Linked DNA regions of Mus musculus: region 1 is linked to region 2. Evidence: chromatin loops called from intact Hi-C (ENCODE). Cell type or tissue: left cerebral cortex. All regions are shown on one strand. Links, peaks and the distances in the headings refer to the core of each region. The heading gives the core; the rest is flanking DNA.

Region 1 (12,490 bases), core at 3,477-5,976, 56 kb before region 2:
TGATCTTCGTCTGTCTCCCAAGTTGCTGGTTTACACCACCACATTATACTACATTTGTTGTTTTTCTCACTCCCAATCCCCTGAGACGTGTTCTGCAGATAAGTTAGAGAGGAAGAGACCTGAAAGGATGGGACCAAGGAAAGGATGGGGCAAAAGAAAAATGCACAGAATGGAAATCCTGCCTACGCCGTCTGTAAATCTGCCTGTGCTGACCTGCTTTGCATGTTACTTACAGGAAGTGAATATTGAGTTTGAAGCCTATTCCATCTCAGATAACGATTATGGCGGAATTAAGAAATTACTGCAACAGGTACAGTCTTTCCAGAACTTCCCTGTCTGTCTTCTGCACCTTGCTGGAGGGATTTCTCCTTTCCCAGGTGAATGGCTGCTTGTGCCTTTCCTCCTTGTCCCGCTCCTGGTTACAGTGTTAAAGTTTGCTGTACCCTGGAGTGTTTTCCTTTGCATGTGGACACCGCTGAGTTCTGATCTTTCTTATAATTCACATCCAAACATGGTGGGGTCAAAAACAAAAATAATTTTGTAAGGGAGGAAGAGTTTGGCTTACAGTTCAGAGGGGACGCAGTGCACTGCGGCAGGGAGGGCAGGGAGGGCAGGGAGGGCAGGGAGGGCCTCCCCCAGCATCAGCAGCTCAGAAGCCGAGCATTGGTCTTTAGGTAATAGCCACAGACCTGCACCTGCTATACTGTGACTTTACTTCAAACAACATGGCCTGTGTTTCTCTTCTTCCCATGCCTGATTGCTAAATACCACGGGCTCTGTCTTCTCTGACGTTTATCTGACTCTGGCTGTTTGTTTTCCTCCTGGGTTACTTTACAGCCAGCTGGGTCAGCTCACTACATCTCATTGTTCTTGTTTAAATAATGGAATTGCGGTGTTATTAGAAATTGTGTTTTGATCTTAATATAAAATATTTCTCTTCTTTCAGCTTTTTCTAAAAGCCCCCGTGAACACTGCCGAGCTGACGAATCTCCTGATGCAGCAGAACCACATTGGGAGTGTGATTAAGGTCGGTGGGGAGAGGGACACTGTGGCTGCTTTGTCCTCTTTATCTCCTGCTGAAAGGAAGTACTGTGAGGACTGCCCAGAGGTTGCTGCAGTGGTCCAGAGGTACTGTGTGCAGGAATTCAGGCATCACATGTGCGCCCACGAGTGGCCGAGGTTGACTCACACGTTTGCTAGAGCGCTGAGGTTAGCAAGCATAGATGGTAGGTTGAGAGGGTGGATGGATTACAGGGTGTGCACACTTCGCGTCTGCTGTGCTGAGCTGTGTGTGGAAGATGCTGAGCAGCAGCTGGAGCTCTGAGTTTTCCGCAGATGTCAGTCACTGATATCAGGTGTGATCGGAATTGCCACAGGAGAGGGAAGGACAGATGCCCTGGTCATGCCAGCCATGCTTCTCTGAGCAAAATGAGTGGCAGAGACACCAGAGGAGCTGATATGAATGGCTGCAGTGAGAGGGGAAAATGGTATGAGTTCATAAAAGCAAGGAAGGGCTACTTAAGGAAGCACTTGCCCAGTAAGTAGAGTTATAGAAAATGAGGACCCAGCACGGACTCAGCTCTGCCACCTGTCCCCTGGGGCCCTTCTGGTTTCCTGTTGTTGTAAAAGTCCCACAGCTTAGAATTGCAACAGGCATCTGTTTGGTTTGTGGACCTGCCATTTGGACAGAGATCAGATTCACCTCAATTCCTGCTTTGTTCTGTGAGCCAAGAAAGCTTGGCGTGGGGCATTATTGCATGGGTCTCGGTCGGGACTGTTGCTGGGTCAGCTGAAGTATGGAGAAGCTCAGAAAGAGATGGTGGAGGACCAGGGCTGGTTCAGGAGCTACCTTTTCATTTTCATCTAGTTTTGTTGAACTTAAGACATCTTTGCCAACTGGGCAGTGGTGGCTCATTCCATTAATCCCAGCACTTGGGGACAGAGACAGGTGGAGCTCTGAGTTTGAAGACAACCTGGTCTACAGAGCTACTTCCAGGACAGCCAGGGCTACAAGAAACCCTATCTCAAAGAAACAAGCAAGCAAACAAACAAACAAAGCCAACATCTTTGCCAAAGGCTGTCGATGAGCACTAAGAGCCCGTGGTGCTGAAGGCAGCTATAACAGGTACAAGGGCGTACTGGACATCATAGACCCCGCTGGGGTAGAAGTCAGGTTCATCTCATCTTGCTCATTCAATGTGGAGGCCTTGAGAACTTAGTGTGCCAGGCTGAGGGCTTGAGTGCAGTGAGAAGGGAGTTTATGGTGTGGACAAGCAAACAGGCAGTATGTGGACAGATTTAATAAACCCTGGCTAGGGCTTTGTCTCCTAGTGGAGGGGCAATCAGAATAGAGCTAGGGAGTTTAAGATGGTTCATCGTTACCATTCCTTGCTGTTTGCTTTCCCCCTTTGCCCATGTGGCATGTATGTTTCCCACATAAACCCGGGTCTCACATGTAGCTGTAGCTGGCCTGGGCTTCATAGAGAGCCACCTGCCTAAGATTAAAAGCAAGGAGCGCCATACCCAGCTATACATGATTCTTCTTTTCTTTTTGGTTTTTTTCAAGTCAAGGTTTCTCTATGTGGTTCTGGCTGTTGCTATACATGATTAACAGGCATGGTCTATATAGGGAGTCCCAGGTCAGCCAGAACTACACAGGGAGGCCCTGACTTGAAAACGAAACCCAAAGAATCTTGGGTAAAGAAACACAGAGCAGGATGACGTCATTCAGAATGTAAAGAGGGGGGGGGGCAGACGGGTCTGGAGGGAAAGGGTTCTGAACGTTGCCACTCTGCACTCAGGACGCGACGGCAGAAAGACAAGCTTTGGCTTTGCAAAGTGGAAAATTGGTGTTGTACTTCTTTCCAGCCGAATAACGTGAAGTTGAAGTATTTTCCTTTTAAAACAGCAAACAGATGTTTCAGAAGACAGTGATGATGAAGTGGATGAAGATGAGATCTTTGGCTTCATAAGCCTTTTAAATTTGACTGAAAGAAAGGTTAGTTTCACTGAGTGGCTTTTGAAGCCTGGGATCTGCGGTAAGGACGGAGTCTTCTGTGTCAGACTGTGATACTGTCAGGGCAAGTGCTCCTTCCTGCTCTGTTCTCAGTGTGGAGCAGTCTTGTTAGGAGTGATTTGTACCAGCTTAAAGCTGATTTCTTCAGGTGGCATGGTCACTAACATTGTAGTGTCTGGTGTTGGGGCAGCGCTACCGACGCTGGATCTGTTTGCGGGATCCTGCAGCCGGTCTCTGCTCTCAGTACAGTGTGCATACAGAGGGAGGGTTTATTCAGCAGCTTCCAAAGTTGAGAGCCGGCCCTTAACATGGGTTTTGTTATCTCTCTTTATTGACTCAGAAATGAGTTCTGATAAATCTATGCCAGCCGCTTATTCTCTGAGAAGAAGGTGCAGGCCACAGGCCACCTTCAGTTTTCAAAGGAACATTCCAGTTAATTCCAACTGGTTTTGTGAGGTGTAGTAAGATTGCTGTTCCAGTGTGTGAGTGTAAATTATAAACTTGACTTACCACCAATCATGGGATGGTAGTTAGGTGTAGTTATTTTTAGAAGAAACACTAGGGTGTAACGGCAGTGGGAGGAAACCCCTACTCTCGAGGCAGAGAGCAAACCTTCTCTTTACTTTCCAGGGGACTCAGTGTGCTGAACAAATTAAAGAGTTGGTTCTAAGCTTCTGTGAGAAGACCTGTGAGCAGAGCATGGTTGAACAGCTGGACAAGCTTTTGAATGACACCAGCAAGCCTGTGGGCCTTCTGCTAAGTGAAAGATTCATTAACGTCCCTCCACAGATTGCCCTGCCCATGCACCAGCAGCTCCAGTAAGCAGCTCTGGGACGTGCCTTCAGCCGGTTGCTTTTTACAAACCAAGTAGATTCAGAGATGGATCTGTGGGTGTAGGTTGCCTGGGCTGCAGCAGGCTGGGGGTGGGGGGATAGTGCATGGGGGCTGCTCATTTCCAGCATCCAGCCCCTTGAGCAGATTTGATTATTAGTGGCAGAAATTTTAATATTTTCAAAGTTTCAGGTGTTACAGAAGCTGATGAATTTTCAGCACTTTTTACTTTTGACTTGACAGTTTCCACATTCACAGATGCCTGTAATTTGAACAAAATGTTGAACAAATACTAAAAAAACTAGAGTCAGATTCTTACACCCAATCCTTAATACTGCCCCTACTTCTTGGCCTCCTGATGTTGTTTGATGCAGGAGTTTGAAGTTAGAAAAACACTTAAACATAGAACTACACAGTTTAGAGAATGAAGTGAGGGAAGGAGCCTTGATGCCCAGGGTTAGTGTAGACAGGCATGCTAGCTGCCTCCCTCACTGGCCCCTGCTCCTCCCTGCCTCCCTGGCTGCAGCTCACACTGCCCTGTGCCCTCCAAGGTTTGTCCGTGTCTTCCTCTAAGCCCCGGCTCCTGCTTATTGAGTCTCACAGGATTCAACGACTTTCTGCTGATTTTGTGTGGAGCCAAAGTGGATTGTTCTGAATTTATTAGTTTTGTTTAGAGGCAGCTTATTAATTTTGGAAGGAAAGGAAATTCACTGCCATTCTGTTTATTACCTTGGAATTAAGGTTATCTACATCTGTGAAGTTTCTGCAGTGCCACTACACTAGTGACAGGGCTTGTGTAGTCACATGTTCTCATGCCATGCGCTGTGCCTGTGTGCCTCTGAATTTGCAGTTAAACATTGTGCAGGTTTGGGCTGGAGAGATGGCTCAGTGGTTAGGAGCACTGACTGCTCTTCCAGAGGTCCTGAGTTCAGTTCCCAGTGATCACATGGTGGCTCACAGCCATCTGTAATGGGATCAGATGCCCTCTTCTGGTGTATCTGAGGACAGCAACAGTGTGCTAACAACAACAACAAAAAAGTGTAGGTTCTTACTTATTTTAAAATTTGCACAAAACAGTGATTTTGAGTGAATCTGAGATCATTTGTTAGTGGGTAGGAGTCTTTCTGAACTTAGATTCTTCACTGTTTATAGCAAAGCCCAGGCTCATCACATTCTTGGATATAGCCAGCAGCATGAGTCAGCCCAGCCAGTGTGCAGCAGAGTCCAGACGGTGCTGCATCGGCTTTCTCTGGGTCCAGATAGATGTAACCCAGTGGTGACCTGTGTGTGTCTGTGTCTTGTAGGAAAGAACTGTCTGAGGCGCGAAGAACCAACAAGCCATGTGGGAAATGCTGCTTCTACCTGCTGATTAGTAAGACATTTATGGAAGCAGGAAAGTCCAGTTCCAGAAAGAGGCAGGACAGCCTTCAGCAGGGGGCACTGATGTTTGCAAATGCAGAGGAAGAGTTCTTCTATGAGGTAAGGATGCCCCGCTTCATCTCTGTTAGCTCTAGTAGCTGTTCTTGAAAATAAGACATCCTTAGGCTGGGCCATGGCTGTGCACACCTCTAAGTGCAGCACTATGGGGAACAGAGGCAGGGGGATCTCTAAGTTGAAGCCAGCCTGGTCTACCTAGTGAATTTCAGGACAGCCAGGGCTACACAGAGAAACCCTGTCTCTAGAAATTAAAGAAACAAAAACAAAATCTTATCCTCTTGAGTCCTCTAGCCCACCTAGTCTGTGGTCTCTGGCTGCTTGCTAACACACTGTCCAGTATGGGTAGGTGGTGGGGGTGATGTGGGTACTGCCTGGGACCAGTTAGGCACTTAAGAGCATGCTTACAGTGTGATAGTCAAGCCACATTTGCATGTTTCAGTTCTAAGACGTTTCCCATTTGCAGATCTGAGGGACAGTCATCATAGCTGCCCTGTGCCCTGAGGTCTGAGTGTCACCCACTGGTGGATCTCTAGCACTTTCTGTATTGTGACGCTGGGCACCCAAATCCTAGACAGTATTCCTATATCCTTTCTCCATTGCCCTCTTCAAAAATCTTAGGGCTCATTATTTTTCTGAATTGGATAATATAATTTTAAAGAATATATATATATTTGTGTGATGGGGATCATCTCGTAGAGGTGGGGGCTCTGTGCTGGCAGGCCTCTGTTAGCCCCAGGGGTGTAGGGTATCCCTGCATCCAGTTGTGTATATGGACTCTTGGATCAGATCTGTGGTCAGACTGGCAAAGCTGGGGTATTCACCCTTTGCACAGCAGTAGAGATTTGGCTCTGCCTTTGTTGTACAAGAAGTAAACAGCAAACATGGGGTATGGAAGCATGAGGACCTGGGAGGTGGGACACGGTGGCACTTGCCTGTAACCCCAGCAGAGACACAGGAGAATCCTGAGAGCTCGCTGGTCAGCTTCCAGTTCAGTGGTGAACTCGTACAAATGGAGACCATTTCAAAGAGGCCTGTGTAGGATTTCAAGATGGTCTAGCTATGCAAACGCCATGTGGATACACCGAAGTGTCCCAAGCTAACTAAGGAAGCTGCCAGGCATATGAGGATCAGCATTTGAGGACAGTTCTCCTTAGTCCCATCTATTTGTCATAATATTACCTTAACAGTTGAGTGAGACCATGAAAGTAACTTTGGAATTAGAAACAATGTCACCTCTGTCACTTGGCTGCTTGTTCTGGCCTTGAAATGTTACTCCTTCCTTCATTTTGGTCCCCTGTGAGTTGAAATGTGTTTGGTGTTTCATCATGTCTCCCTGAAGTGTGCGTCTGAACTTACTTTATTCTGAGTGTTCCTTCCCTCCGCTGTTAGACGCAGTGCTCTTTATTTGGGTCAGTGAGCTCTGCCTCTGAGTTGTCCACATTTTCCTTCCTGTCTCTTCCTTTGCTACAGAAGGCAATCTTGAAGTTCAGCTACTCGGTGCAGGGGGAGAGCGACACTCGTCTGGGAGGCAGATGGTCCTTCGATGATGTTCCGATGACGCCTTTGCGGACTGTGATGGTAATTCCAGACGACAGGATGAATGAGATCATGGAAACCCTGAAAGACCATCTCTCCGTCTAGTCCATTTCCCCCAGACAGTGACAGGCTTGTTTATGTGTAATTACCAAGAAACCCATTGAAGAGATACTGAAAAACTCATTATTTTATTCAGATTCAAGTCCTCTACAAAAAGTAGGGTTCTGTTCCATGTGTCTGTGACACATTTACAAAATGATTTTTTTCTTTATTTTGGTCAAATTATGAATGATTGGTTAAAAACTTCCAATAAGAAAAGCATGGAATAGTAATTTTAAGAACTTAATAAAACTATTTTTTTATTTTAAAATCATACTTGAAGTGTTCATGTCCAGGGCTGCCCTGGCTTCGGCAGCTCCTGTTGCAGTGTCCGTGTTGCACTATGTTGGGAGAGGTCACTGGATTGTGCATCTCTGCTCAGTAGCATCTGGGCACTTGTCACACACATCCTGGTCCTTGTTCACAGTTTCTGTGGGTAGGTGGCCTGCAGCTTGCTGTAGGATGTCCTTGCTTTCACTAGGAGGCAGGTTACTGAAATAGTACTGTGGTACCAGCTGCATAAATCTGTTCATTTAAAACAAACAGAACTATGAACGCTGGGGAGTGACAGGCAGATGTGGGGGTACGGGTCCCCTCCAGCCCTGGGAGCATGTGCAGACTTGGTATTTCACTGGAAGACTCGGTAGCTTGTGTTGCTTCTGTAGGTAACACAGGCTCTGGTGGTACTGCACTGAGACTCCCTGCACTTGCAAATGTTACTCCTCTGGTACAAATCCACACAGTGGAAGTGCAGCACACCCTCATCAGAGTAGATACTTGGTAGGCAACAAGGGGAGTCTTTGCCACTTAAGTTCACCTAGCTCCACTCTGAGTCCACCTGTGTAAGCTGCGACCCTGAACATCATGCGGTGCCTTTAGGCTGAGTCTGGAGCCAGCTGAGTCCCCATCCCCAGTGTTGCTATTCCTGTCCTTTCACCACTTAGCAGCTAGGGATCTTTATAGGATAGAGAGCCTTCCTCTTGCCTAAACTTCATTGCTGTGCATTGCACTAGGGGTAAAAAGCTGTATACCTTCTGGAACTACCTGTCTCTTCAACCTCACCTTCCCTCCTCCTCTGCATCACCCCATCTCCCACCCACAGCTCCAGCCAGTGGCTATCTGTTGCTAAAAGCTGGCTAAGCCTATTCCTCCACACAGCCAGTGCACTGGTGCCTTCTCTCTAGCAGTCTCATAACTGAGAATGAAACAATCCATGTGTGGCTTATTCCTACAAGTGTGAATTAAAAAGAAAGCCCTTCCTTCCCAATTGGACTTACAGCTCAGGGGAGACTGCGGAGGCGACCCTGATGTAGTTGTTCTCAGATATGCTGAACTGGTGGAAGAGGACCCACTCGGGCATCTTCTTGGTGATGGAATAGCTTGATAAGGGATGCAGCTGAGCAACCTGCTTATGTGTAAGCATCAAGTAGTTACCTGACCCGTCAACATCCCGAGCAATCTAAAAAGCAGGTTCAAAGAAAGAGAATTGATACACAAACATGTTAGTTTAAAAAAAATCTGAAGATTTTCATATAGAATAGCTAAAATAAAATTTGTCACAGATTTCCTATTTTCAGATAGTAGAAAATAAGGCACAGTGACTTTGTCTTTAAACCTGAGCCGGTGACAGTGTAGCCGCAGCACTTTAGGGCTGCTGTTAAGTTAGCGTTGAGGTTATTAAATAAACCCCAGCATGCTTGCTCTGCCATGCTGTCCACGTGCTCCAGGCTACCTCTGCCTGGTCGTCAGCTCAGCTCATACTCTGCCCTCTTACATAGATACCTGCTTTCCCTCACAGATGAAGAACTATTCTGCAAAGTCATTAACACTGGTACAGTGTTGTGTACTCTGATGTGAAGGACATATCTACTATCATTGGCACTAATGTGGCTCCTCACAGGGACGAAAGGAACAGCTGAGGCAGTAGTACATTGGCTTGCTGTGCTCTCAGATCACTAGTAAACAGAGAAGAGGAGCTGTGGTGTGTCAAATTAACATAAAGGATTCTGGCTTGAGAAGACATGTACTTAAATACCAAACCTCAGATAACATCTTTTTAGTGTTCCTTAAAAAGTTTAAGGTCAATCAAACCATCACCATGAGAGAGTGCTGGCTGAGTTTCCCAGGCATGTGGGGCTCACACTTGCCAGGACAGCTCTGCCCTGCTTACCTGCATGAAGTACCCAGAGAGCAGCGCTTTCTTGATGTTCAACCCGTTTTCCTTGGAGCCAAAGGCAGGCTCTGCATAGGGAAGCTCGATCCGCTTGATGATCTCTAAGAGTTCTGCTCGGATAACGTCTGCCATCCTGAGAGCAGAGCAGCTGAGGAAGCAATCGTGACACCACATCTCCACACAGTCTAGAGGGAGAACAAAGGCCACTCAGATGGTGTGTTAGACTTCTCTAAGCTCTATGGAAGGCCATGGGAGTGAGTGGTAGGAAGGTGGCTAGGATTAGGTTCACTGGGGCTGTGGGATCCGCCACACCCATAGCTGCTGCTGAGGGTATGTGAGCTCACCATACTAGACAGTGTGTCAGTGTGAGAAGCACACTGCTGTCGCCTGTGCCTGTGGAGGCACCGGAGACTGCATCAGCATGCACACTTCCTTCTCTGAACAGCAAGGATGTATAGAGCTAGAGACCCAGAGCTGAAGGGAAGCTGTTAGCATCTATTCCTCGGATCATCCCATACTTCATTTAGTAAGGACCTGCCAGGCTGACCTGGGAGTTCATTATGTCAAACACTGGCTCCTTTACCCTAGGTACAACTTTGTTTTAAATTCAAATGTGCTAGTCTGATTCAGTTTGAAGGTACTTTCTTGGCACCTGTAACTGTGTCTTGACTGAAGAATGTGGATAGCCTTGGCCCAGTGGACATCAGACCCTCATCTATCCTGTCCTGTCCACATGTCCCACTCAGAGTAACAGAAGTCCACACTTGGTCTGATGCCATCACGCAGCCTGCTGCTCAAAAGCTGATCCATCACCTTTCCCTCCAGTCCACGTGGAAACACTGCATCCCTGCTCTTGACATGAGCCTTGCAATCTGATCTCAGTTCTTCTACATCATTGCAAACATCATTCACACCTCATCTTCTGGAGCACAGGAAGTGAGGCTGCTCTGTGGGAAGCGGAGGAGCCTCCTTTGGGGAAGCCGGCTGGTCCACTGCTAACCCCAGCTATCTGTCCCCTGCCCTGGCAGCTTCCCCAGCAGTGGGCCCTCACCTGGGGCATTACAGTAGCCACTGCAATTCAGGTGCACCCGTCTCTGTGCTTCAGGCGTGCTGCTTCTGAAAGCTGGCTGACCAGAGTACTAAAGCTCCCCAAATCCAGACCTGTGCCGTGACATGCTAGGCCTCTGGGTGGATGGCAGTGGCCTGTGGTATATTTAGGGACCCAGTGCCATTCTGTTTAAGTGGCTGGTGGGACTATCAGAGAAGGGAGGCTAGTAAATAATTCAAGTATTTGCGCCTCCTCTGGGGAAGGGGAAGGGACTGGGGAGGTGGTTTTGGGGAACATGGTCACATACGTTCATTGGCAGAGTTCAGAACTGTATCTTGGTAGGCATTGTAGACATTGATGAGCGTAAAGTGATCACCTTCAGGGTGCAAGAACGTTTTCCAGCAAGTCACTGCAGCCTCCTCAGCACCATGAGGCACGTGCAAAAAGCAACTGGGAGCTTTAAGATGCAAGAAGTCACAGTCAGCAACATGGAGGACAATCCTGGCCTGATGGTGTGCCAAGGGGCAGGACCCCCGTCTGTAAACCCACTCTTGCCTTGGATCTCTGGATCAATGTGCTGTTCTTAATATTTTTGTTGGCTTGGAAGCCAAGAAATGAAAAGTGAGTGGTCTTAGTGCTTTGTCCTTTTTGTGCACGTTGTTTTGCCAATAGCAGTTAGCACTCTGCTCATATTCTTGTAGAAGCATTGTGTCCAAATGTCAAGGGGCCCAGAGGGTCAGACACAGGCTCAGGACTATGTTCAGATGTAGCACAGCATTTAGTCCATGCTGCTGTCAAGGAATGTATGAAAATAATAGGAGCCGGTATAAAATAACGAAGCTGGCAGGAAACACAGGCCGCCCAGCTGTCTGGGAAACACCGCCTGTGGCTACTGCTTGTTGCCTGTTTTGAGCTACACGCGTCCTTTTGGCAAAAACCCAAGCCCACGCCTTTTGGCCTTTTCTGTTTTTGCATTAATTAAGGTAATTGTAAAGGTTTCCCCTTCTCAGTCTATTAAAACACTTTACTATCCCCTTACATCTAGACTCCATTTGAATCTGTACGTGCTGTGGATTCACAGTACCTAGAGAGAAAGGTCTTTAAGGAATACCTGTTACCATGGCAGCGATGGTTAGCATTTCGTCTACACAGTCAAATTCACAGGATGCTAAGATAGACTTTGAGAGCTGTGGATCCAGAGGAAACTCAGACATGATGATTCCAAACTCAGAGAGATTCCCATCGTTGTCCAGGGCTGCCAGGTAATCTAAATCTTCCAGTGCCTGCATCAGGCTTTCTGGAGCTAGGAAAGAGGAAAAAAGTGAATTTTACACAACTGAGGGGGCAGCACGTAGTGACTTTTCATTTTTGCATAAAACAAACAACCAATGAACAGAATCGGTAAAGCAAGAATTGGTCAGACACTAAGCCCGTAGCTTCTGAGGCTGACAGGGTACACCTTATGGCTATCTAGACAAGGACCCTGAAACCGTGGCAGGCTCCTCAGAGGACAGCCACGGACTCACTGCATTTTGCTGCAGTTCTGAGGGGTCAAAGTTGAGGATCTAGGGATCCGAGATCTCTCCTGACCAGGCAGCCATGTTCCAGTCGCTGTGACTTGGAACACGTGGTACTCAAACAACATCTGGAGCAGAGCCTGCTCTCACCAACGGGCCAGCCAGCTCGGCAGCTGCTGCAGGCACAGAACGCTGAACTATGGAAGCAGCTCTTGCACAAGCCTACAAAGCTAGCCTGAGTATACTTAAGGGAAGACATAATATTTGTTGCTCAATAAGGCAAAACATACATGGTCTAGAATCTAGTAAACTGAGGTCCGACAAGGAGAACGAGAGCTAAGACAGAGTGGCCTAGAAGTCACAAGAAAAGCAGAAACACCAGACACAAACACACAAGGTTACTGCAAACAGACAAACCTATCCCATCTCTCATTTCTTAGATAACATGGGCACTCCTACAGTGTGTATTAATTTCCACATCTGCTCAATTTCCACAAAGAAGTCTACTTACTCTCTGTCCTTCTGGGACCAAGTTCTATTAAATACACTGTTTCACCTGTCTGCCACCTGGTATTCCTATAAAGGCTACACCAACTCCTACTGTGCTGAAAACCTGAAAACTGCCTTTTGTCAGTCTCAGTCCTGGAATGTGTGTGGTGTTCGGGAGGCAACACCTATAGGCCTAACCCAGAAGCAACTGAATCTGCCTGTCCCTGAGTTTTAAGTGGCTGACGAGAAAACAATGACTCACTTGCTATCTTTACACTTTGACCACCAAAGGTAACGGTCAGAATTCAAGGCACACCGAGAAACTGCAGCCTCCTCACAAGCTC
Region 2 (16,794 bases), core at 6,512-9,011:
GTGTATGCCTTGTGCTTTGCAGGGAGTTGGATCCCATAATTGGAATTATGTATGGCCATGAGCTGACACATGGATGCTGGGAATTGAACTTGAGTCCTCTGGAAGAGCAACAAATGTTCTTAACCACTGAACCACCTCTCCAGCCCCTGCTAAGGAACATTTCTTAACAAAAACTTTTAATATTATTTTCTAGTAGGTCTGACAAGTCAGTTGGTCCCAACCTTGGGTTCACAGGACACATATGAAATATCTTACCTCTTTTAAATTATTCTTTTACATGATGTCCAACTTTATATGTAGCCAATTTGCAAAATGTACTCGTTTTTGTAAAAGCTCTCCAGGATTTTGATTTCTCTGATGTTCCCTCAAGATCTATCCATCAGTAAATCATTCATGACTCATGTGCTTGCACATAAGAGCAAATGATTAGACAGATCTTCTACAAGGCTTCTTAGCCTTTTCTGCTCAAAATCCCTTTATAACCTCAGAAACTTTGTTGTGACTCTGGGTATACAGGTACATAAAATCAATAAACAAATCAAACATTTACTGATCATAAATCATAAAGAAATTCACTTAAAAAGATGTATGTATATACGAATGAATGTATATGAGTATTTTATCTGCATATGTATTTGAACACCAGCAGAAAGCACTGAATCTCATAGGACTACAATTATAGATTGATGTGAGCTGCCATATAGGTGCTGGGAATTGAATCCAGGGCCTCTGGAAGAACAGCCAGTGCTCTTAACCACTGTGCCATCTCTCCAGCACCCCAGAATTCACTTTTAAAATAATTCTTTGACATATGTATAGCATCACCATTTATTAAAAGCAAAATTGCGTACTAATGAGATGAATTTATTTTTGCACAAAGAATAAAATCTTGGCTGGATATACTGCTGGGAAGGAAGCCTCTTCAGCGTCTTTAAGGTTAACTGACATTTTGATTTTAAAATCATTAATTGCTGAGAATGTCAGTTTCTTTGTACAAACTCATTATATAAGTGGCAGAAGTGCATTTAGGGAGACTTCAATATTAGACAATTCTGTCCTAGGCTGAATTTTATATAATTCTCCCCCTGAAATTTAAGTGAGCAATACAAACAGCAGTTTTTAAAACCAAGGATTCTACCATACCGGAATCCAAAAGACACAGTAGTTGGAGGCACACTAAGGAAAGATGGTACAGAGCAGTCACTCTTTGTTCTCTGTAGCCAAAGCACTGTTTTCATAATAGCGGAAATCTCTGGATGCACAATAAGAACACTGAAAGTCAGGCGCTGTGGAGCTGGCTCAGTTGGTAAAGAACCTGATGCTCAAGCATGAGGTATGGTTCCACCCTTAGCATCCACGAAAAGCTGAGTGTGGAGGTGTGCATCTGTAATCTCACTTCGGGAAGAGGGGCAGAGACAGGTTTGCTGGCCAAGCTGGTGAGCCCCAGGTGCAACTAGAAATCCTGTCCCCAAATATAAGGTGAAGCCACCGGGGAAAACACTTGACAATGACCTCTGGTCTCTCCAGTCACATGCCCATGTGCACAGACACCTCTACACATACACCAAAAAGAGACACCAAACAGAGCACCTGCCATCGTAGCACAAATGGTTTGGAATCTGAGCCCTCGTGTTTCAGGCAGAGCTGGTTGGCACTGGATTTTCTGCTGGCACAAAACAAAGTGTATATGTCGTATGCTCAGGACCAAGGCTGCCATGAAGCTGCACAATACAACAAAGCAAAGCAATGCCAGAAACACCTAGATTCATTGCCAGTTCTATTTTGAATTAATTTGGGGTTGCTGTGTGTCCAGAAACCCTTCACTTTGTCACATTTTTTGGTGACTCCCAGTTTCAGTTACAAGAAGATGGGTTCTTAATAATAATCTTTAAAAGTTACTTTCTCATTCAGATGTCGCATATTTCTGTAAGATTCAAATGCTGTTTTGCAAACAGAAACACTGACCTCTGTGATGCCACGTGATGCTGGAGGAGTAACACAGTATGCTCTTTTCTCATGGAAGCAGGAGCCCATGTGACCAGGCTGTAAAACCCCTGCAAACACTGTGTGCTCGAAACGTGCCACCTCCCACACTTACCCATCTCCCTCTTGCTCTAGCTTAGAGGTAGTTCCAGAGTTATCTTTGCAACTCCTAGAAAATAGATACAGGCAGTGTGTGGGCTGTGTGATCAGCAAGGATTTGCTGAAGCGACAAGCAATATACTTACAACTCACCAAAGAGAAGGAATGAAGACTGCACATGAGTGCTAGTGGCTTTCAGGATAAAAGGCCATCTGGTTTTTTGGAGCATGTGATCATGGGTCCAATATTCCATGGCAATTTTATGCAAAGTGTTGATGTATGGCAAACTAAGAAGCTGGTACCAGAGTGTAAATGAACTCACTGTCTCTCCACTGTAACCTTGACAGAAGGGCTGGATGGTGCTGACCTGTCTGCAGACCACAGTTGGGAGAGCGTGGGTCCACACACCCCTGACGATGGACTAACAATGATGAGGATGATAATTCTGCTGATTAGTGCTCACAGCAGGCTTACTTTATGCCAGATGCTGATAAGCACTTAAGCACTTTATATGGATTATTTCCTTTAAACCCTTAAGAACCCCATGAGGGTTTACTTTATTAGCCCCATTTTTTTTCAAATGAGGAAATGTAAGCCTTCAGAGGTTTGGTTAATTTATCCAGCTTTTAGCATCTTGGCTGTGATACAGCGGGTGTTTGAAGTGAGTTAGTCTGATCCTGGGTAAGTGTATGGTGCCCGCTGAGCCATGGGAGCACTCCATGTTCCAATTTCCTTAATGAACAGGAGGTTGGTTGGGTGCAGTGGCCCATGCCCTGACTTCCAGCACCCAGGAGGCAGAGGCAGGCAGATCTTTGTGAGTCTGAGGCCAGCCTGGTCTAGGAGAGCCAGAACTACACAGTGAGACCCTGTCTCAAAAAATAGAAGAAAATAGGTTTCTATGGTATCAGTACAGGTGAAAGAAATACTTGACCCCATGGGAGGTGTCAGATAGTGTTTAAATAGGGGTGGGGAAAGATACTTTTGGCCAAGCCTGATTACCTGAGAACAGAATGCTGGAAGCTGTCCTCTGACCTCTACAAATGCATCCTGCGTTATGTGTATGTACATACATACATACATTCATACAGAAATATACACATATAATTAGTGTAAATAAAATGATGTTTTTGAAGTACAACAGGTACAGGCCTGTTTTCGAGTCTTGCTTATGTATTTGAAAGGTATAGGGGGCTGGAGAGATGGCTCAGTGGTTAAGAGCACTGACTGCACTTCAAGAGGTCCTGAGTTCAAATCCCAGCAACCACATGGTGGCTCACAACCATTTGTAATGAGATCTGATGCCCTCTTCTGGTGTGTCTGAAGACAGCGACAGTGTACTCACAAACATACAATAAATGCATCTCTTTAAAAAAAAAAAAAAGAAAAAAAAAAGAAAGGTATGGTTCTAACTGCCCTTGCAGGGCTACATGTCAAATACTTAGCATATGCACTTTCTCAGCTACGAAATGACTCCAATGACACAATGGGGCCATGTCCCTGAAGTACTCAGAAAGCTCCTGCAACCCCAGGGGGCCCAAGTCTGAGGCAAGACCAGAAATTCAAGACAGGGCTGGGCTGCACCGCAAGACTTAGGTCTTTCTCTGCCTATGTTCTCATAGGCCCAGCCTTCTCCAACATATATCATATTTGTTTTCCAGTAGTCATTAAAAATCTCTCTGGAAAAGATGAAGTCAAAATTCAAAATTTATTTTTAAAATCTTATTTCTAGACTTCAAAAACACTGACATTGAGTTTAAGTAAATGAATCATCTTTAGGACTAGAGAGATGGCTCAGCAGTTAAGCGCACTGGCTGTTCTTCCAGAGGACCTGGGTTAAATTCCCAGCACATATATGAATGCTCCCCACCATTTGAAACCCTGTTCCAGGGGAATCCAACATCCTCCTCTGGCATTAGGCACATGAGGGACCCAGACACACACACAGGCAGAGCATCAATTAACAATAAAATTTAAAAATAATGTGAAAAATTCATCTGCTTTGGGAAAACTGCCTAGAAAACCAGTCTTAACTGGGCACTGCTCTGTATCAAATGCAGCTTGAATAATCAATTACACAGTGAATAAAAAATCTTACATTATTTATTTACTTTGTATGGGGGCCACGAGGGCGCTGCTGTGGAGATCAAGAGCCAGCTCTCTCTCTGCCGTGGGGGTTCTTGGGGTTGGTCTCAGTTTCATAGGCTTAGTGGCAACACCTTTACCCACTAAGTAGTCCCCAACCTGTCGCAACTCCTTTGGAGGTCAAATAACCCTTCCAAAGGGGTCACCTAAGACCATCAGAAAACACAGATATTTACACTAGGATTCAAAACAGTAGCAAAATACAGTTATGAAACAGCAACACAAATAATGTTATGGTTGGGGTCACCAGACCATGAGGAGCTGTGGTAAAGAGCCTCAGAATTAGGAAGGCTGAGAACCAACGCACTAAGCCATCTAGCTGGTCCTACAAGGAATTTTTAAAAATCATGCATTATAATTTAAATCTTTTTGGATTTAGACTTTTTATTGACATGTTTGTTTGTTTGTTTTGTTTGTTGAGACAGGTCTTTCTACATAATCCTGGCTGGCCTAGAACTTGATACGTGAGCCTCAAACTCACAGAGATCTCCTGCCTCCGCCTCCCAAGTGCTGGGATTAAAGGCTGTGCCACAGTACATGGCCAGAAAGACTTCTTAATATTTATACATGGGACGCCTCACAGTGAAGTGTGAAAATAAAGGGTTTGGCTACACATTCTCACCACCAGACTGCTGGGTGCTTTTCAATATTATTTTTAAATTAACTTCAACTGTGTAATACTTTAAGGGTGCCGTAGGAAGGGTTCACACAGCACACTGACAGAATGCTAGTCTGGCTTACTTCTGAATGAACAGGTAGGACTCAGCTCAATATGGCTGAGATCTCACCAAGAAATATGACATTTATTGTACCTCTGAAATCTGCAAAATGAACTTTTTTTTTTCAGCCGTCTTATTAACTTTTTTAAAAGCCATTTGTTTACTTATTTGGAAGGCTGAGCTTTACTTTGTAGCCCAGGCTACCCTTTCCCTCCTGCCCTAAGCACCTGAGTGCAGCGACTACAGCCATTCACCACTATGCTCTGCTATAAACAGCCAAGTACCACACCCTAGTCCCTTCTCGAGGCATCATTAGACCGACTTCTGAGGTTACATTTTTCATGGATTACTGTCCTAAATGGAGACCTTGAGCCCGACAAATACCAAGCAGCTTTCTTTTCTTGTTGACAATGCATTTTCATTCTGCATTCACTTTAAGAATGGCCAGGAGCTGGTAGAGGGTGGAGCAGGGGTGGGGTTGGTAGGAAGACTGATGGAGTGAGGTGGGAAGGTACAGTGATTTGAGGGGATGACCAGACCCGCACTCCTGGGCCTTCTTTCTCACAGTCACAGCTTACTCCCTGGCTTGTCCTTTCCTTTGTCTGTTAGCCTCTCCTACCACCATAGCACTCTGTTGTAAAATGCATGTGCCCAGACTCCCGAATCCCTTTTTCTCACTAAAGTTCCTATGGAGAAAATGATCCCAAACTGTTGGTACAGTCACCCGGCTTCTGCAGACTTCTTTTAGTGGTTGCAGACCCACATGTCTAACTATTGCTTATAGGAAACACAACACGCATGCACTCATACTTCAACCTGAGCTTAGTACACAGTCTGTTCGTCAAATTCTTTACAAAGCTTGTTCCCTTCTTTTGGGTTCTACACTTCAGCAAATAGCAGGAGAGCCCACCTTCCCCCTCATGTTAGACATGAGAGGTGGCCTGGCTTCTCCTTCACCCTGCATCCCCAAGACCTCTGAGTTCTGCTCCCTCTGGTGGCTCACCCCTCCCCTCTGACACCAGTGGTTCCCTCCTCCTGTGACACTGGCTCCACAATCAACAGCACCCACTCTTAGTGACCTTGTCTTCATACCTTAAACAAAGCCAAAAGCCCCTCCCATTTTGTTTTTCTGTCTCTAATTTTGACTTCCCGCTAATGTTTGATCCTTTCTGAATGGAAAATGATCCCATCACTGACTCTTTTTTTTTTTTTTTTTTTTTGGTTTTCGGGACAGGGTTTCTCTGTGCAGTCCTGGCTGTCCTGGAACTCACTTTGTAGACCAGGCTGGCCTCGAACTCAGAAATCCACCTGCCTCTGCCTCCCGAGTGCTGGGATTAAAAGCGTGCGCCACCACGCCCGGCTCCAAATTTTTATTCCCTTTAAAGAAAGACTCAGTCTCTAGGTTCTCTGTAATCTCATCCCGGCACCTCTAGCTTCAAGTCCGTCTCTTCTATGTATGCATCTGTACATATTCCGCCAGCACCAATTACTGCCCACACTTGCTTTCTGTTGCCTTTTGTCTACTGCCCAAGTAATCCTTTGAAGGGGAAGCCCTCTTGCCCTCACACCCACCCATCACCAAGGGCATTTCCTAGACTCTATTTATGAGACAAGGACATATTAGGGTACACATTGTTACTGTTCAGCAAGTATTTGCCCTACGCCAACATTTCCCTTTCCACTTAAAACTCCACAATTAAAGGGTGTTTGGCAACATGGAAGGCATTAGTATCCATATCTACTAATACATTATTATTACTTGAAACCAAGTCTCCTAGCCTAAGCTGGCCTTGAACTCACTATGCCACCAAGAATGGTTTTCAAATGCTAATCTTCTTCCTCTACCTCACCAGTGCTGGGGTTACCATGGTGGGACACTGAATTTAGTTTATACTTGCTGGGAACTGAACCCAGGGCTTAGTGTAGGCTAAGTAGTCTACCAACTGAATTATTCTCCAGTCCCTACAACTACACATAATTTATTCTGATTCTTACTAAACTATAAATGAGCCAACAGAGGCTCCTGGCTTTTCCAAAGAGGTGTGCCGAGAAATAAAGACTAATGAAAAGACCGGAAGCTGTCCTCTCTGTTACCATCCCATCCAAACCAAAGCCCACCCCTTATTAAAGGGATGGGTTTATATAACAGAGAACAAAAGCTTGATCAGATCCAAAAAGCTCAAGATCCAAAAACAAAATGAGAGATGACTATTACAAGAAAAGTGTAGCTTTAGCTAAGTGCTCCACTGTAGAGTCCCTCTAGTGGGAGAGAAGTTCTTCAAATGGGCATTAGGCTTCCCCTGGAAGATGTGCTGGGGAGGAAGGAGAAACAGCCAGACACTGCAGCCCCATTACACCACATCACGGATGGGGAAAAGAGCAGAGGGGCAGGCGTTCAGGGGAGCCCAGTGGTTTGAGTCTAGTTTGCAACAGGTTTACCGGGAAAACAGTAAAGCAGATATGGAAACAAGGTTGTATCCTACCTTTGACTGAGCCCCTTAGTGAATTCAGAAAGTAGCAGAGAGTTAAAACCCAAAATTCCTCAAAGCAAAGCGGTTCTCCCAGTTATGACAGTGGGGGCAGGAGACAGAACCCACATGCTCAAGTGATGTAATCCTGGCTGCCCTATTTGCGCTAAATAAAGCTAACCTCTAACTGAGTTGTCTTCAGTTTTCATTCTGGGAGGGGCAGCGATCTAAGAAAAAGAAAGGTTGCACTTTTTAAGTCTTCTGGCTACCTTGTTATTCCCTGCTAAGGCTGCTTTCCTTGGTTTGCTACCTGGACGCCACAGCTCTGTGCACAAAGAAACTTGGAAACTTAAAAACAAAGCAAAAGCCCCCCCCTCCCCAGGGCCTCTTTGATTTTCCTTTGACCAGGAATAACATTCTGAACATGACAGCCAAAGGAAATGGACATAAGAGCAGAAAGAACCCAAAGTGACAATAAAATCTCGAGCATCTTCTCTCAGGGTAAACACATCCCTACTCGGAAGTTCCCATCCACTGAGTAAGTACACTGTGCTAGGTGCTGGAGGGGAAATGTCGTGATGAACACCATCCCCACTCCTCCTCCTAGCCAGTTGTTTCTTTCAAAGGCTCCACATCCCCTGAAGAGCTTGGTTTCACAGTTAACTGTCTTTATGCACGGAGACTTCCTCAACGCCCACTTCTAGGATTTAGGTCTCTTCTAAAGCATTATAAGTTACTCCTTCAGTAATTTCTATTTCCACGTTTTCAATCTTGAAATCCACACACAATGGCCACATTTAGTCTTTATTACCTTAGCATGGAGATCTCCACTCTCATTTAAGGAAAAAAAATCCCTCAATATCTAGGCTACTGATTTTCTGACATTTTAACTTCCTCTCCTGTGTGTGTGTGTGTGTGTGTTGCCAGGTTTGTTTGTGACATTTGCTGTTCCATTATAACCATGTCTTCCTGCATGGGAAAGCGTCATTGTGATTTTGCTTCTGAGAACCAGTGTTTGGGAAATATTGGTACTGAAGCACCCAGAATCTTACTCTGTCTCCTCCGTCCTCTAAGTTACAGGAACCTGAATTTCTCTGTTTGATACTTTAGCCTAGGAAGTTTGAGTTCTGCATAAATCACAGCGCTTGTCTGCACCCATTCGTAAGCCTCCTAGCTTTGACAATTCACCCTCATAGAGAGGGAAGCCTAATTTGGCAGAATATAATAAATGTCCATTTCCATCACAGAATAGATGCTTCTTGGATTCAACTAAGCTTTGAATGACTCCCTGGGGAAAGTAATTCTCCCCTGAGTCCTTGACAGCCACGCGGTAGAAATCTCTCTACTGGCAAAGATGAGTAATCACTTATATGACCCCAATAGAGCTGGCTGGGCCTTCCATTTTTCTCTAGTCCTGTCTATGGCAGCAGTAGGGGTTGATGGAAGGCCTTTAATGTCCAGCGCTGACCGGTAAATCAATCCTACAATTTCCTCTGTTTCTCCGCACTTCCTCATCCCTTTCTTATCTCTTCTCCATTTTTCTTCCTTCCTCTGCTTCCCCCTCTTCTCTCCTTAACCCATGACACTCTCTGAGGTGGTTTGAAAATTCTACACCATACCAGATAAAAATTCCTAGTGGGTTTTTCCCCCCTTCACACCTTTCTTAAAGGAAAACCTGGATCCTGGTCTTTGAAACCAGTATCCTACACAATTTGGCTGACTCAGTGACCCCCCTCTCCCCCCAAAAAAAATCAACAGGAAAAATGAGTATTGTAACACAAACACAAACACACACACACACACACACACACACACACACCAAACTAAACCAATTTCCAAGATCCCACAAGGGGCCCACAGCCTGAAATATGATAGGTGACAGTGGGGATGATAGACAGAGCAGGACTAGGGGAGGAACTGCCCGTAGTCTCAGTAGACAGCCTTGGCCTACTATAGAGGCAGGAGCAGCTTTCACACCCTCACCTAGGCAAACGGATTCGAACACCCCTCTCTGAAACATGTGGTGCAAAGAACGAGTCCTCCAGGAGGAGCTGAGAGCACCCATACTCGGAGTCTTAGGGTCATCCTAGCCTTGACCTGGGACAACATCCCGGTATAGGGTACCCACCCTGGAAAAGAGCTGCCACGCGCAAAGGCCGAGTCCGGACCATGACTTGGGGCAACATCCTGAAGCAATAGCCCTTCACTCTGGAGAATGGGTACTGGCAGGCAAAAGCTGGGTCCTCCAGCAGGAACAGGGTCTATCTCGACTCTCACCCGGGCATCTCCGGGTTCATCCGGACCCTGACCTGGACGGACGCCAGATGCAGGGGTAACCCTGACTCTAGCTTGGGGTTACGGCGGTGCAAAGACCGAGTCATCCGGCTGGAGCAGGGTTTGTTCTGACTCTCACTGGGGCGTCTCAGGTCATCCTAGACTTAACCCACCAGGGTCCAGAAGATCTCAGGCCGGAGCTCCGGTTCTCCTTCCGGAGCTGGGGGCGCCCTCGCCCTCAGCTGTGCCTGGTCGGGCGGGGCCGCAACAGGTGCGCGGCCTCCCTGCTTCCCCGCCGCCTGCCCTGCCGTTACCTGCAGCGGCGGCCGCCGAGGCCTCCCAGAGCCTGGGCGGGAGCTTCCCGAGCCCGGCCGACGTTCGCGTGGTCCCTAGAGGAGCTGACAGAGCGTTCCCGAGCTCGGGGCGCGGCTCTGCTGAAGCCGCCGCGCTCCCGGGTCGCGACCCCCCTGCGCCACTCCCGCCCGTGCGCTGCTCTGCGTTTCCACGTCACTTTTTGGTCCCTCCCTCTCGCCGTCCGCCGGGCCCCGCCCGCCCGCTCGCCTGCCCATCCCCGGTTGTCAGGGCAACCCGAGCGACGCCAGACGAAGACAGGCGTTAGGAGGGCGGCGCCGCCAGGGCTGGGCCCGAGGGCCCCCGGGAGCAGCTGACCATGGAGCCCCACAGTAAGCGGCGGGCTAGGGCCTGGGGTGCGAGCAGAGACCGAGCTAGCCGGGCCAGGTCTCGAACCCTCGGCTAAATGATCCACAGATTCCACAGAGCACGGCTGATGCCCTCACTAGCAATGGGCTTACGAATGGTTAATAGTGCTTCCAGTGTCTTAGTGAACCTCCATGGAGCCTGGGCCTTGAATTTATGTGTTCTTGCCTCTCTTCGATCTTATCCCTAAAGTCTGTGGTATATATAATTCATGTGCTTCCGCCCAGCATAAGATACATAACAAAAGTTTCTCATTCCTGTTTGTCTTAAATTTTCCGTTCTTTGTTATTGACTATTCGTGCGGATGCATGTGTTTGTGCACACGTGTGCAGGTGTCACACAGGTGCACATGCAAGTGTGCCACATTTGTGTGGAACCCAGAGGGGACATTCTGGTGTCTTTTCTTGCCATCCACCTTGGTTTTAAATTTTTATTTTATTTTATTTAATGTGTACAGATGTTTTGCCTGCATGTATATGTCTCTGCACCACTCATGTGCCTTGTGCCTCTACAGAGACCAGAAGAGAGAACCCAATCCCCTTGAACTATAATAAAAGCAGGCTGTGAGTAGGCTTGTGGGTGCTGGGTCCTTTGGAAGAGCAGTCAGTGTTCATGATATTTGAACCACATCTTCAGGCTCCCACCTTGGTTTTCAAGACAGGGTGTCCCACTGACCTAGAGCTCTAGTGAACTAGGCTAGGCAAACCGGCTAGCAGAACCCCAGAGGTGATCCTGTCTCCAGCTCTCTAGGGCTGAATCTACAAATCACACCACCACACTTGATATTTTATGGAGGTTCTGGGCATCAAACTTGGCTCTTTTACTTTCTGCAAGCATTGTTTGCGCGAAGTCATCTCATTAGCCCTGGTTTTTGTTTTGTTTTTAAAAATACTCTTAAGTTTGAGTTTGTCTCCTGCAGCCCAGGCTGACCTTGAGTTTAGGGCAAACTTCGTGACCTAGCCTCCTGAACCAGTGGCTCAGAATCTTCATGGCTCCACATTCTGAAAGTGCTGGGGCTACAGTGCTGTTTTTCATTTTGTTTTGATTGAAACAGAATCTCACTATCTCTCTGGCTAGCTTGGAACTCACTGTTTAAAGACCAGGCTGGCTTCAAATCCACAGGTCCACCTGCCTCTGTTTATGAAGTGCTAAGATTAAAGGCATGGGCTACCACGATGGGCTACAAAGTTGTGTATGATAGATGGCTGAAGATGTGTGCTTTAGAGTTGCTAGAACTGAGGTACCCTGGAACTCACCTCTCTGTCCACTGTTTTTCCCAACCTTTCCAGGGACTTTGTCCTAGGCTCCTTCCCTCCTCCCCACCCATGCTGTTTTATTGCCTCCTTTGTTCTTAAAACAAATACACTGTTTGACTTAGAGACTCCAAAGAGCTCAAACCTTGATAAGATTCAGTTTGATGCTAAAAAATAAATCAAATTGTCTTTTTTTGCATAGTTTCAAACATAAAATACTTAGACCAAATCCCATGTTCCTTAAGGGAAACACACACACACACACACACACACACACACACACACACACACACTCATTTCATAATAACAAGAAAATTTAAAGGCTTCCTCCCTTTTAACTTGCTGAATATAAAGCCTACAGGTTGGGAGTTACAGTTGCTTGGATTGGTAGGATTTTTATACAACATCTATCATTTGTGTTTAAAAGTCAAAGGATTGTACACTTTATCCAACCTGCTGGGAAAAAAATGAATATACAGCAATGTTAGGGATTTACTCTCATTCCAAACCGATGCCAGGCTGTGTGTGATCTTTTCCTAGAGAAAGTATCTGTGTGTGTGTGTGTGTGTGTGTGTGTGTGTGTGTGTGTGTGTGTGGTCGCATGTATCCCAGGCTGCTCTCATATTCACTATGTAACAAAGGATAACTTTGAACTTCTGATCCTTCAGAATGCTGTGGTTATAGGCCTTCCCCAGCCCCATGTGGTGCTAAAGATGGGATATCGATGTGATAGCTTTTTGACAAGCCCTATACCAACATAACTACATCCTTAGCTGAGAAATATATAACTTCTAAAGACAGCTTTATTTTCTGTAAGTATGCAGTACTGTTTAAAGTTGTACACTGCGAACTGCAAAATCTTCAGCCCTCGATACTTTTATTTGTTCTCTTTTCTGGTTCCTACTGTGTTCCCTGTAAGAACTGGGGGGGGGGGGGGGGTAAACACACAGCACAGTGCCTCGTGGGTCAGGCCAAGAGTGCATCGTCCCAGAGACCCACTGGGGAACTACTGAAACCTCCCATGGCTTGAAAGTGGGGAAGGGCAGAAAGACAGGCTTCCAAGAGAAGCATGAAATAGTTGGCTTGCACAATAACTATGGCTAAGGATGAGGAGAGGTGATTCCCATTAGATTTCCCTGTACATAGGCCCTAAACTTGGGGAAAAGGGGTTCAGGGGCAGAGAAAAAAAAAAAAGATTAAGATGTAGACAACAACAAGAGGAGACAAAGTTGTTTGGTCAGAGGGAAAACAGGGGCGAGATCAAGAAGGCTTTGAAAGCAGAATAAGAAATGTTATCTGGGGAGGCGGGGTGGGGGTATCTTGTTAATATGCTTGCCTTGCAAGCCTGAGGACCTGAATTCCATTCCCCAGAACCCACATAAATGCTGGGCTGGCATGGAGGCTGGCCTCTAATCCCAGCCTGAGAAGGCAGTGACAGGGGTCCCCACAGCATGGTGACTAGCTGTTTGGGCAAGTTCTGGGTTTGATTGAGAACTTCTGCCTTAGGGAATAAGAGAGAAAATGATCTAAGGGGATTTACAATGTCAACTTTGGGCATCCATGGGCACATAATGTGCACCCAAACAGCATGTGTGTTCACACATACAATTGTGCACACTCCATATACATACCACACACAGAGGCACTTGAAAACATCCTTTTTAAATCTGCGGCAGGGGCTTACTATGTGCTCTTGGCTGGCCTGGAACTCGCAGAGATCTACCTCTGCTTCCCACGTGCTGGGACCGAGGATGTGTGCCACCACACCTGGTTAATACAGTTATTATATCCATGACTGCATTTTTGCTCTCTATCCCATTAGATTTAAAATAGAAAATACACACCAAGTTACTTATGCCCATACAACAATGAAATTTATTCCTTTCACACACACTCAAGTGTATGTATTTGTATTAATTTTATATAACTTAGAAATCACCACCTTAGGAAATCTTTTGCAACCTAATAAACACCATTTTGGATAATTGCAAACCGTGGTTCATAATTAAAAGGCCAGTCTACTCTCTAAGGTCTCTTTCAGTGTCAGTATTTGTATCCAAGATGGGAAAAAGGTGATTCTTTCAGAGGTAATAGAAGCACGGTAGCTATGATACTAACTAGTGCTAACTATAAATAATTTCAGTCATGGCATTAATAGCATTATAGCAACATCAGGTTGTTAGGTCAGGATTATGGAGCACATTTGAAGCCTGGTGTATATACCATTCCTTCTGCTACTGAGGGGTTTCAATAACACAGGAGTAGTTTTATGTCGCGTTGGTAAGTTGATTAAGAAGGATCCTTCTTACTTTTAGTTGTATATCCAAGGGCAATGCTAAGAAACTACTAGAAATAACCTGTTAGTCCAATAATTTCCACTGTCTTAGCTTCCTATTACTTTTAGTAATGACCCCTGTTAGTTGAGTCATTAAAATCTAATAAACACAAACCTCTCAGACCCCACAGCTGGCTTAAACTCTGGCACTAAGCAAAGGCTGGTGGGGGCTTCTGCGGTGCCACAGAATAATAGCAAGGTAATGAGCCAAGAAATGATTCCCCCAGGGAAAGGGCAAATAAAATCAGCCCATGACCTTGGCTGCTCAGGGTGGCTAGGAGTCTTGGCTTGCACAGTTACCTCTAATTACTTTCTTTGTAAACTATCAGGCAGATAACCTGTATATAAAAACCACACGGGGAACGGGTGCCTTGTTTTTTAAGTTGTTTAAACTGGTTGTTGTGGGGCTTGCTTTTGATGCCAGCACTGGAGAGGTAAAGCTGATGTCTGTGCCAGGCCAGGCCAGGCCCCCAAATAAACAAAACCAAAGCTCATTTTATTCCAGCACTACCACCCCTTCCCTTAATATGTAACACCAGGAGTGGATTTGGGAGTCTGTGGCATATTTAGAGCAAACAGACAAGCCCCAGGAAACCAATAATCTAAATATAACCTGTGCATAATTATCGGTTGCAAAAACTGAATTTGTTTATCAAATGGAGCAAGATAAGCCCCTCCCTCCAGCTTCCACTCCCTACATAACTTTGGGTCAATCATAAATACAGTGCTCTGAGTATGTGTCAGGCGAATGACACACAGGCTGTTTCATTTTCTTTTCCATTGTGTGTGTATGTGTGTGTGTATAATATATATAATATATATTACATGCAAAGAAAATTTATGTAATTATATCTAATATCTAATTTCTTTTCCTATACACATACATATACAATGTATCCTGAAGGAAGCCAGGCTATAAAAGCCATTAATGTAATCCCAACACTCAGGTGGGGAAGAAAGGAGGGACCAAGTGCTCAGGGTCATCTGAGTGACTTAGAGAGTTCAAGGCCAGCCAAGGATATGGCAGACCCTGTCTCAAAAAGCAAACAAAATAAAACAAAACCCTCAAACTCAAACAGATGTAAACGGTCGCATTGACTAAGGGGCTGGGCAGCATACATGAGGGAAGTGACTCCTTTCTCCAAACCTGCTTGTCCACTTGACTCTGTCATCTTCCTACTCACTCCAGCCTGAAGTTGGAGTCACCTTGGATTCTTGTTACCACAGCAGCCCTCACACATGCCCTGGTCGCCAGTCGAAGTGGACCCAGGACGTGCTCCCCTCCCTCCCTCCCTCCCTCCCTCCCTCCCTCCCTGCTGGCATCAGTACCATCTTGTATGACCACGATGGCTATGACTGTATGCTCTACTGATATCTGCAGTGCCTCCCTCCCGCTCTGAAGCCCTTGAAGGTTCTTATTATGAACTAGCTGCCCTCACATAACACACTTTGGATCGTAGATCTATTCTGCTTGTTCAGTTCTTCCCAGCACAGTAGATGTCCTTGGAGCCGCCAGGGGAGTCCTCCCTCCTGCTCCAGTGGAAAGGACCCTCAGATCCTTCCAGTCTTCTTCTCCATCCACGCCCTCCCTGAATGTCTGACGTAGACGTCCCTCCTCCCTAAAACTTTTCCTGCCTCTGTACTTCCTGCTTTTCCTAGCATTAGTCACAGTTTAATTATTTCTTTAATTAAAAAACAAAACAAAACAAAAAAACCTACTTTCCTGCCATGTTGAATGGGCTAAAGAGGGCAGGATCCCCGCTTGCCTTCTTTTTCATTTTGTCCCAGGGTCCTTAAAACAAATATTTATGGAATGGATGACACTGCTTGGTTTTATTTCCCCAAGGGTACTGCACTTACAAAACCAGAGAGAGTAGTTTACTCTACAGCTGGGGGGGGGGGGGGTAAAGAATACCAATTATTTCATTTAGGTTACAATTCAAACCTTATTAAGAAGGAAATGCTTATATAAATCAAATTAAAAACTTAAAAAAAATTTTTTTTAAAGCAACACGTTTAGACAGCCTTATTTTTAAAATCCCCATCAAAACACTGAGAATCAAAGCAGTCCTGACCTGTGATGTCCAGTCAGCCACACAAAGGGACAGAGAGGCTCCGTGGTTGAAATTGTGTCACCCAGCTTGTCCCTGACAGCCTCTGCTTCCTGCTAATTTGGTTGTCCTTGGCCTCACTGGGCCAGGGAAACGCTGTTCCGACTTGTCTCCTTCGAAGCAGCCAACCAGATTCAAGGAGGGGCTCGTGCTTTCCAGCGGCTCCCAAGGAAGCCAAGAATGAGTCAGTGAATTCAGGTGCAAGAACGCACTCGGTAAACAAGGCCCAGCCGAGGTAGGGTGTACGCGTGGCTGGGTGAGAAGTCAGGAGCCTTAGAACACACTGCAGACCTTGTGGGAAGTTTCCCCTGAAACTAAGGGGCAAGCCTTTCTCAAGATCTAGGCGCCCAGTCTCTTATTTGTGTCCCTGACCCCTGACAGTTTGACCAGACCCCTGTCTTGTCATGTTCCTGGCACCTACCTACCCATCCACCTGTTCCTCCTTTACCACCTCTCCTGGGATGGCAGAAACGGCTCTTGCAGAGTACCTAGATCGGTACCAAGCATGGGCATGGTGGCTCACAACTGTCTTGTTAACTCTAATTCCATGAGGTTCCACAGCGCCCTCTTCTGGTCGCTACAGGCTCCTGTGCACATACAGCGAGTGCACGCCAATACATGCAGGCCCAACAGTCACATAAGATAAAAATGCATGTAAACACATAGACTGCTCATAGACGCCACCATTCCTTA

The links. Peaks named below come from ENCODE experiments on the same cell type or tissue, not always from the same donor. Only the 100,000 strongest peaks of a DNase experiment are listed, where the experiment ranks them.
Region 1: it touches region 2 in a loop (2.4-fold over the local background); 17 of 42 quality-filtered maps call a loop at or near these places.

The regions. Positions count from the first base shown.
Region 1 is chr7:133,713,953-133,726,442 of GRCm38, forward strand. Bccip (BRCA2 and CDKN1A interacting protein) reads left to right here. Exons shown (of 7, transcript NM_025392.2): 2 at 236-310; 3 at 947-1,027; 4 at 2,909-2,998; 5 at 3,647-3,834; 6 at 5,152-5,326; 7 at 6,755-7,193. The coding sequence ends at 6,925. Dhx32 (DEAH (Asp-Glu-Ala-His) box polypeptide 32) reads right to left here. Exons shown (of 12, transcript NM_133941.2): 8 at 11,252-11,443; 9 at 10,448-10,597; 10 at 9,090-9,277; 11 at 8,197-8,378; 12 at 6,983-7,444. The coding sequence ends at 7,276. Among named protein-coding and RNA genes, the nearest start is that of Bccip, 11 kb to the left of the region's middle. In left cerebral cortex, for the core only: a CTCF peak has its summit at 4,864 (motif pointing left); DNase peaks (open chromatin) are centred at 3,716, 4,832 and 5,042.
Region 2 is chr7:133,766,603-133,783,396 of GRCm38, forward strand. Dhx32 (DEAH (Asp-Glu-Ala-His) box polypeptide 32) reads right to left here and starts at 10,201. Exons shown (of 12, transcript NM_133941.2): 1 at 10,000-10,201. Fank1 (fibronectin type 3 and ankyrin repeat domains 1) reads left to right here and starts at 10,289. Exons shown (of 11, transcript NM_025850.2): 1 at 10,289-10,368. The coding sequence starts at 10,356. In left cerebral cortex, for the core only: no CTCF peak of the experiment used is centred there; DNase peaks (open chromatin) are centred at 7,293, 7,522, 8,059, 8,513 and 1 more place; H3K4me3 peaks cover 1,060 bases; H3K27ac peaks cover 496 bases.